Regions from separate parts of the Homo sapiens genome. Here region 2 is linked to region 1. Evidence: chromatin loops called from intact Hi-C (ENCODE). Cell type or tissue: PC-9. All regions are shown on one strand. Links, peaks and the distances in the headings refer to the core of each region. The heading gives the core; the rest is flanking DNA.

Region 1 (4,384 bases), core at 114-4,113:
AGACTCCCACTGTGTGGACGTTCGGCACTCTCAGCCTCTCTGACTCATGTTTTACTCTATTTCTCACCGCCTCTCAGATGAGAGTGAACTGGCGGGTGGTTCTGGGGGAACGGCACGGGGGGTGACAGAGAGGGACTCTGCTTATGGAGGGTGGCGTATATAGATGGAATGAGGACTCACAGGGTGCTGAGTCTACTCTGCTGAACTGTGGCTGGCCCCAGGGGACCTGAGAAAAATGGGCAATTCAAAACATCTTTAGAGAAGGCCAAACAGCTAACAAGACAGGGCGATGGATGTGGTGGTGGGATTTGCATTCGGGGGCCCTGCCAAGTGGACCTCAGAACAGGAAACACGCTGGGCACGCACGGCCAGGAAAGATGAATTTGGGAGCGGGGGTTCAAGAAGCAGTATGGAAGGATGCCTCCACCCAGGTTTGGGGTGACTTCAAGGAGGAGAGTTTCGACTTTTTTCTTGTGTTTATTTATACCCAACCCTTTTCTGAAAAGGTGTTACAGTAGCTTTCAATAAAGGACATGCAAAAAGCTAGAAATAGAAAAGCAGGAACAGGGACGGTCTCCATCTGAAGCAGAGGACTGGAGCCCGAGCCTCACAGGGAAAGGCCTTGCTTCTCCCAGCCCCTGGGGAAGAGCTGGTGGGAAAAGCAGAGTGATCTCCAAGGAGAGGAAGAAGAGGAGGGACTCTGGCTGATGTGAACGCACATCGCACCAGAAGTCAAAAACCTAGATCTCCCTCTGGGTTCTTCCTCTCCTGAATTTTCTGAGCTAGGGTAACCACATCACCTTTCTGAGCCTCACTTTGCTCATCTGTGATATGAAAATAAAAATATTAGAGTCCTGGCTGGGTGCGGTGGCCCACGCCTGTAATTGCAACACTTTGGGAGGCTGAGGCGGGTGGATCACTTGAGGCCAGGAGTTTGAGACCAGCCTGGCCAACATGGTGAAGACCCACCTCTACTAAAAATACAGAAATTAGCTGGGTATGGTGGCACATGACTATAATCCCAGCTACTTGGGAGGCTGAGGCATGAGAATCACTTGAACCTGGGAGGTGGGGGTTTCAGTGAGCCAAGATTGTGTCATTGCAATCCAGCCTGGGTGACAGAGTGAGACCTTGTCTTAAAAAATAAATAAAAATAAGCTAAGTAAATTGGCTATGTTCTTTAACAATATATATGTCAAAGTCCTGATAACAGAGGACTCGGTTGCTGTAAGTTACCTGACCTACCTGTACAGTTTGCAATGGGACCTGCCCTTGGACAGGGCCACTTGGAGGACTTTCATGGTACATACACTGCATTACTGTGCCCCTGGGAATGAATGGTCACTAGAGGAGGGGAGAAAGAGGGAAGATGCAAGGAGGTGTGTTTTCGGTGCCTGCCAGCCTCCTGCCCCTCCTAAGTGGGTCCACCCACAAACTGCCTAGAAATGGCAGCCCCCAGGTAGCCTTGTTTCATGTCCATGACCCCTTCCTCCAGCCCAGCTGGTTGGATCAGGGTGGCATCTGACTCAAGGGCAGCCAACCCACAGGTTGCCCAATGATGTATGTGTGGCTAGACCTGAAATGGGGGCCTGTCCAATCAGCCCATTATCCTGAGCGGCTGAGTCAGTGAATGCTGGCAGCTGCTACCGGAAGGCCATGAAGGAGAGTTGAGCTGGAGAGGTCATGATGCCTGGAAAGCTGAAGTTATGAGGAAGCAGACACCATGACTCAGGAGAGGAACTGCATGGACAAAAAGCAGCAGATGCTGGGGAGTGACTGAGTCATGCCAGGGTGGTCATCTATTGCTGTTGTCAAAAACTACTCCCAACCGCAGGGGCTTAAAACAACTATTTTATTATATCCCATGACGATGGGTCAGGAATTTGGACAGAGCTTGGCCGAGCAATTCAGGTGGCAGTTAGGCTGGTCTGGAAGGTCTGAGGCAGCTGCACTCCCATATCTTCTGGTGCTTTGGTGGAGATGGCTGGAAGGCTGGACTCAGCTGGGATGGTCAGCCAGAGCCCCTCCAGCATGACGGTCTCAGAGCAACTCAGAGGACATCCTAGGTGGCAGTTCAGGGCTTCCAGAGAGAACGTTCCAAGAGGCCTGAGCTGAAGCTCCAAGGCATCTTCAACTCAGCATGTCACATTCTATTGCACAAACAAGGCACTAAGAGCAACCCAGATTCAAGAGGAAGGGAATTAGACTCTGCCTCTCTACAGGAAGGATAACATGGGATTTGCAGCCATCTTTATTCTACCACAGGTAGAATACAGAAGCACCAGAAGAATACAGAAGCACCAGAAACTTCTGTAGATGATGATCCTAGAGCTACCTTGAATCCAAAATGCCCATCTGGTTCAGGAAAACCATCCCTGTTGCAACTCCTGTTTGGATTTCTGAGTGCCCATCCCCCTCACTGTGTTTGTCCTCACAATAATGCACCTGTACTTGAGTGAGCTTGAGCGGATTTCTCTTCCTGTGCTCAGGGAGCCAACCTACAGCAGTGGTGAGTCCCTTAGACCCTTCCTCTTCCATTAGAAAAGAAAGGCCAGGTGTGCCAGCAAGAAGTTACCCAACATGAGAGCCAATAAAACTTAGGTGGTAGGGAGAGGGAGCCCTTGGTCTTGTAATCTGAGCTTCAGTTTCCCCATCTGGAACATGGAAGTGAAACTGCCCAATCGACCTACCTGAATCATTGTAACCAAGTAACCTGAAAGACACTTCCTGTCATTTGCCTGATATGATGTAGTCCATATCATGACATCCACACCCTTGATTTGGGGTCACTTTGCAAATGCTCATCACTGCCTATCCCCATGACCTTGGCAAGCCCATCTCACCTACAATATATGAGTAGATGTTTGAAATAAGTGACCTTTAAGGACCTCCTAGCTCTGAAATTCTAGAATTCTGAGAGGTCTGGGGTAAAGGGAAAGGTTGGCATAACTTGATCTTAGGGCAAGGATGCAGCTAGCTGGTGGTGAATAAGGGAGGCAGCCCCAAGTAGGGTGCAGGGTGGGGTCTGTAGGGCCAGAATAGAGATTAAGAGGGAAGGGACTCCAAGCGTGTAGGAGGGATGGTAGGGTTGGGTGCCGAGAAGGGAAAATGGCATTTCAACCACCATACCAACTTTAGTCCTCCTCCTTTGCCCTTACTCCCCTTCCTTGAGCCTTCTAAGTTTTTGGGCCCTGTTGGCCTTTGCATATTCTGTTCCCTCTGCTCAGAAGCCTCTCCCAATCCCAACAGGCTAACTCCAATCATTCTGTCTCTCCTAAATGTCTCTTAGAGAAGTCTTCCCCGAAGCCCCAACCCAAATAAGAACCCTCTTCATACCTTCTTTCATAGCACCAATTTCCCTTCCCAGCCCTCACTGTACACATCATTATATATGTCTTGGTGTCATTATTAGCTTACTGTCCATCTCTCCCATTAAACAGGGGCTTCCACAAAGGCAGTGTTTGGTTGGTATTTGCTGAATGAACAAATGCACACAAGTTCACTGGGAGCAGACCAGGATGCAGGTCCTCACTGTCCAGGCCACAGAGCAGGATCCCTGTCGACAGGTGCCAAAGAGAAGAAAGGCTGCCCCCAGGGAGCTGAGAGGAGCCCTCCAGTGCCCCGGCCCCGACCCTGGCCCACTCTGCCCTGCCAACACACACGGCTGACGCTGAGCGCTAGAACACTGCAGCTTTATTGATAGAACAACCGCGTCCGCAACTAGAGGTTACATTTGGGGGCTTGGAGGTGAAAGAGAGGCAAATGGGGAACAGAGGCTGGGGTGGAGACAGACAGCAAGGCAAAGGGGTGAGGATGGGGCTGTGTGACTAAAAAAACAACCCCAATCATTTCACCCATTAATAAGGGGGTCTCCTGTTGTGCTTTTACCTTGGTGGCGGGGTGGGCTGGGGTGGTCAGACATGTGGGCCTGGGCATGAGGAGTTTTGGCTTTTCTCCCAAGTCTTTGAGGTCTCAGGGCTGGTGCAGCCCCTTCCCTCCCTGACCCTTCTCCTGGGCTGGGGATAAAGGCCTTGGTGAGCTGGCTACTCTAGGGCAGGAAGAATGCATGGAGACCTAGAGGGCCACCAGAGTTGGGCTGAGATGGTGATTATGTGGGTGGCTGGGAGGATGGCGGGAGGGGGCCAGGAAGGAGGGCAGTCCTATCCTAGGAGGGTCCCTGGGAAATGAGTGCAGGCAACAAGAGGGCAAGGGGTGGGGTGGGCAGATGCCATCCCTCTGGACCTCGCCTGTACAATGGGGGCACCAGCTTAGATGCTCCCTAAGGTCCCTTCTAGTTATAAGGGTCAAGGGATCCCCAGGAAAGAGTGGTCCTTCTGCCCCAACACACACACACACACACACAAACACACGCACACTCCACACA
Region 2 (4,384 bases), core at 156-4,155, 92 kb before region 1:
CACTGGAGCAGCCCCGCTCTCTCGGAGTGACCGTTTCCTGAACGCAATATAGCCCGGAGAGGACCCAGTGGCGGAAGCGGCAGCTGGCGATGAGGTTGGGGGTTAGTAGGTGGGAACAAGTGCTGAGCCCGCAGCTCCTCCTGGCTCTTAAGGACACCCAGACCCTCCTTAGCCGGCCTATAAGGGCCCTTGTTGCGCGCGCGCAGGGACCCACACAGGGCCTGCCCAGGGGTGCAAGGCTGGTCCCTGGCCCCTGGCCAACTGTTAAAACGGCTAGCAGCCGGCTAACCCCACCGGCAGGCTCCAGGATTTAGCCTGTGGCGGCTGGTGGCGGAGATGGAGGGAACTCAGGCTACCCTCTTCCTCGGGCCCTGGAAGCTGCGTGCGCCTCAGCTGAGGCCTGATTTCGCCGTGGCTGGGGGCTGGGGCCGGAGTTGGGCCCGGCTTCTCTCCGGCTCCCCCATTACGGTTTGGCATCAGCATCTAGATTGCAGGTTACTTCTGCTTTTATCCAAAGCGGTCCTTAAGGGAGATGGAGTTCTGATTGAAATCCAGTCAATTGGCGCCGTGGCTCAGAGGGCCCAGCGTGAGCACACTTGTAGGGAAATTGCCCTGGGTCTGAGAGGAGGGGCAGGGGTGGGGGAGGGAACAGGACCCGCAGGCCTGCTCTGGAGCCTGTGAACGCGCTGCTGCGAGGACTTTAGCGGATGCGCTCAGGTCGGTATCCGCGGGAGTCCTGGAGGGAAATCCGCTCTCCTTCTCCAGCTCCCTGGGATTGATGGAACCAGAAACCTCAAGCAAGGGATCCCCAGAGGTCACTGCGTCCAGTCTCCAGCCTCAGACAGTGTCTGGGTAGTGGAGGAGGGGCCGAGTCTGTGGGACCGAGCTGTCTGCTTTGGTGGGTGAAGGAGGGTGGACTTCTGGGGTCTGGGTTGAGATGTGGATTAGTTCCAGGACTAGTTCCTGTTACTCGTAGGCGGGGAGAGGTCATGGTCCCTGCTGAACACATCTGGCTGTGTTCAGTCCTGAACTGCCCTGGGCTCCTCAGCAGTGTGCACAGGGGTCTGGCCTCCAAATTTCTTGTTAACAGCCCATCAGGAGCTGGAGGAGCTGGCCTGGCCTTCAAGGTGTGGAGGGGTTCCTGGAAGGAAGCAGATGGGCACACGGAGGAGAAGAATGACAAATCCATGCTTCCCCAATGCTGGGGAGAGAATATGGTGGTGGGGAGGAAGCATGGAGACCAGAAGCATTCCCGGGAATGCTTCTGGAAGTATCCCAGAAATGTCAAGAGCTCATTCTGCCAGCTCTTCCGGGGCCAGCAAAGAACATACATATCATTTCTCCATCCACTTTGGGACCTGCCTGAGATGAACATATGTTTTAAAAGGAATCCCAATTGCTGCAGGAGCAGATGGTGCTACAGGGGCAGGCAAGGGCAGGAGAAAGGATACTGGCTGGCAGTAGGGTAGGAGTCCTGGGCTCTGCCTCGCCCCTTCCTCTTACCAGCCGTGTGAGCTGTGTGGCTGCGGGCAAGTCACTCCCCGGCTCTGTGCTGCCCCATTTTCCTTGTGAAGAATGAGTGGGTCCCCTGTAGCATGCAGGATGAGCTGAGGCCTCACTCCCCTGCGGTGGAGAGGACAGAACACTCTCTCCATCAGCAGGGAAGACAGATTTTCCTATTTATTAGCCTGTTCAGCTGGCAGACACAGGGACTGTCCTCTAGGCCATGGGGTGGGGAAGAGGGGGACAGAGCCCCACACCAGCCCCCGCTGTGTCCATCCTCTGCCTGTGGCTGTTTGCCTGATTGATTTGTTTGGTGGCCTCCCTGGCTGGGATTGGGTCCCTGTGTCCTCCTGCACATTTGCCTCTGGTCCCTCTCTGTGTGGTCAGGAGGGGGAGCTCTAGGTGTAGGGGCGGAAGAGACTGGAACATCTATCCATCACGGACTGACTCTTGGGCTTGGTAAGGATCCTAACAACCACCGGGTCCACCTGCCACCTTGTGCTCCGGGCCCCTCCCCAGAAGCTCCCCCTGCAGTGGGAGGCTCACTGCCTCTCGCTGAGCCACTCCCAGAAAGTTCACCCTTTTCTGGATCCCAAGTCGAGTCCCTTGTGTCATCTCTCATTCATCCTAGCTCTTCTTGTTGGCCTAGGTGTGAACTCCATGCCTACAGGACCACCCTTCAGATATTTCAGGGCAGCGATCTTGTTCATCCCCTACTCCACCTTCTTGGGGCAAAACCTGCCTAGTATCCTCCCTGCTGCTTCCCAGTCCCCTCACACTCTAGCTCTGACAAGAAGTGATTGAGCTTCCAGTCAGATGTCAGAGGCCCTGGTCTCCAGGGAGCTTCTAGTCTGGGAGATAGTCTTCCTAGGACCTAAAGAATGAATAACAAAATCACACAGGCATTTGGGACTGTTGGATTTCCAACTGGTATGGCTGCTGGTCTGGAAACCTCCTCAGAGGTGAGTGGGTTTAGTCGTCTTCCATGTAGAGAAGTCTTCCTGTTCTCTCTGAAACAGCTATGCTCCCCCTCCTCAGAGACTGTGGGACTACTGGGTGCTCCGATGGCGCTGGTGCCTGCTCCGGAGAGAAGTGGGAGAGAATACTTTCCAGTTCTTCCCACCTCCATCCCCATCCATCCTGGTGTGGGTACCACAGAAACCTGAGGTCCAGGGGGAAGCTTTCCACAGTGGGACCACCTCAGTGTCTTCGGTCCCCAGGGCACCTACTTTTTCTCCTGACTTCCAGAAGATGTTCCCAGAGGGGCTGGTCTACGCTGCAAGAGTGGGCCCGCCACATCTAGGCCTCCACCCCGCCCCCAGCTCTTAATTTATTATTAACTCTGGAACTGACTTTGAAATTATGGAAGGCCATGTTGTTTCTTTCCTCTGCATCTCTTATGGTCCCCAAGGGGAGGCGAGCTGAGAGTGCCAGATACACAAATATGCAGCGAAAACCCTGTGGATTTTTGGTTCTAGCAAGGGGAAGGAAATTAGCTGTAATAAGCTGCTGTCGCCTCACTGGAAAGCCTCCAGCACAGACCCTCGGAGGGGCTCCTGGGCCCCCTTCCTCTGCTCTCCCCACTTCCCGGCTGCATGGCTGAAGATCTCTGTCTTCAGCTTCCCCTGCAGGGGAGTGGCCTCCTCCCCACCCAGTCCTGTGACATCACTGATGGAGATGATCAATATCCCGGGCCTGTGAGGAGGAGGAGGAGGAGGAGACTGCAGGCACACAGAGAAGTGGTCTCTGGCCTCTTCCCAAGCCATTAGCTTGAATGGTGGTAGGAGAGGCAGGTGGGAGTCAATTTCCATTCTCCTAGAATTACTGGAAGGCAGAGGGTTATTTGGAAGTTTCTGAAAGGTGTGAGGTATTCATTGGCCCTCACACAAAAGGATCAGTAGGCTCTGGTCTTTCCTTTTTCCTCTCCTGAGGAGAGCCAAGGGCTAAAACCCTTAAGTGACTACCCCACAGCAACAGCTGCACTTAGGCAGAAAATAGCCTGGGCTGTGACTGGAGCCCTGGAAGGAACTAGTTCTAGCCCTTTGCTGGCTAACTTGGCCCATCCTGATCTGGCATTGGGCTTCTCTCTGGCTTCTAATGCAAAGAACATAACTCAATCAAATGGCAGATATGATGTTAAGCATTCATTGAATTGAGTGGTTAAGTTCCCCCATAACTTGCTGTGTGACCTCTGGTGAGTCACCTAACCTCTCTGGGCTTCACATACTTTATATGTAAAAGGAGAGCAGGAGTGAGATGAGTGCACCATTTCTAAGACCCAGGAGTAATCATGCTGGGACACATGTTTTATAACCGTGGCCCAAACGCTCTTTCCTTCATGTCCACCAGCCAAAATGTTGGGCCTCACTTGCCGGTAATGCTATTACATGGAAGGTTTTACGGCCAACAGGACAGTCATGAGCTTTCACTACTAATAATTATCTTTGTGATTTAAAATTTTAGCAATAAGATGGATTCTTACCAATATTACTATGTATTAGTCTGTTTTCACATTGCTGTAAAGAACTACCTGACACTAGGCAGTTAATAAAGAGAAGAGGTTTCATTGACTCACAGTTCAGCGGGCTGTATAGGAAACATGGCTGGGAGGCCTCAGGAAGGTGCATGGGAAGCAAGCACCTCTTTACATGGTGGCAGGAGAGAAAGGGCAAAGGGGAAGTGCCACACACTTTTAACCAACCAGATCTCATGAGCCAGCACTAGGGGGATGGTACTAAACCACTAGAAACCACCCTCATGATCCAATCACCTCCCACCAGGCCCCACCTCCAACACTCGGGATCACGTTTCAACATGAGATTTGGGTGGGGACACAGAGCCAAACCATACCATACCGTATATTTTTACTTTTTAAAAAACT

What was found. Hi-C counts contacts between places; a loop is a spot of excess contacts. Peaks named below come from ENCODE experiments on the same cell type or tissue, not always from the same donor. Only the 100,000 strongest peaks of a DNase experiment are listed, where the experiment ranks them.
Region 2: it touches region 1 in a loop (2.7-fold over the local background); 1 of 110 quality-filtered maps calls a loop at or near these places.

The regions. Positions count from the first base shown.
Region 1 is chr6:37,628,841-37,633,224 of GRCh38, forward strand. It overlaps MDGA1 (MAM domain containing glycosylphosphatidylinositol anchor 1), which reads right to left. Exons shown (of 17, transcript NM_153487.4): 17 at 1,839-4,384. Among named protein-coding and RNA genes, the nearest start is that of MDGA1, 67 kb to the right of the region's middle. RefSeq lists an enhancer at 2,764-2,813. In PC-9, for the core only: no CTCF peak of the experiment used is centred there; DNase peaks (open chromatin) are centred at 1,691 and 2,621; H3K27ac peaks cover 3,288 bases.
Region 2 is chr6:37,536,427-37,540,810 of GRCh38, forward strand. No RefSeq gene overlaps it. Among named protein-coding and RNA genes, the nearest start is that of MIR4462, 17 kb to the right of the region's middle. RefSeq lists enhancers at 1-536, 1,582-1,811. In PC-9, for the core only: CTCF peaks have their summits at 1,906 (motif pointing right) and 2,105; no DNase peak of the experiment used is centred there.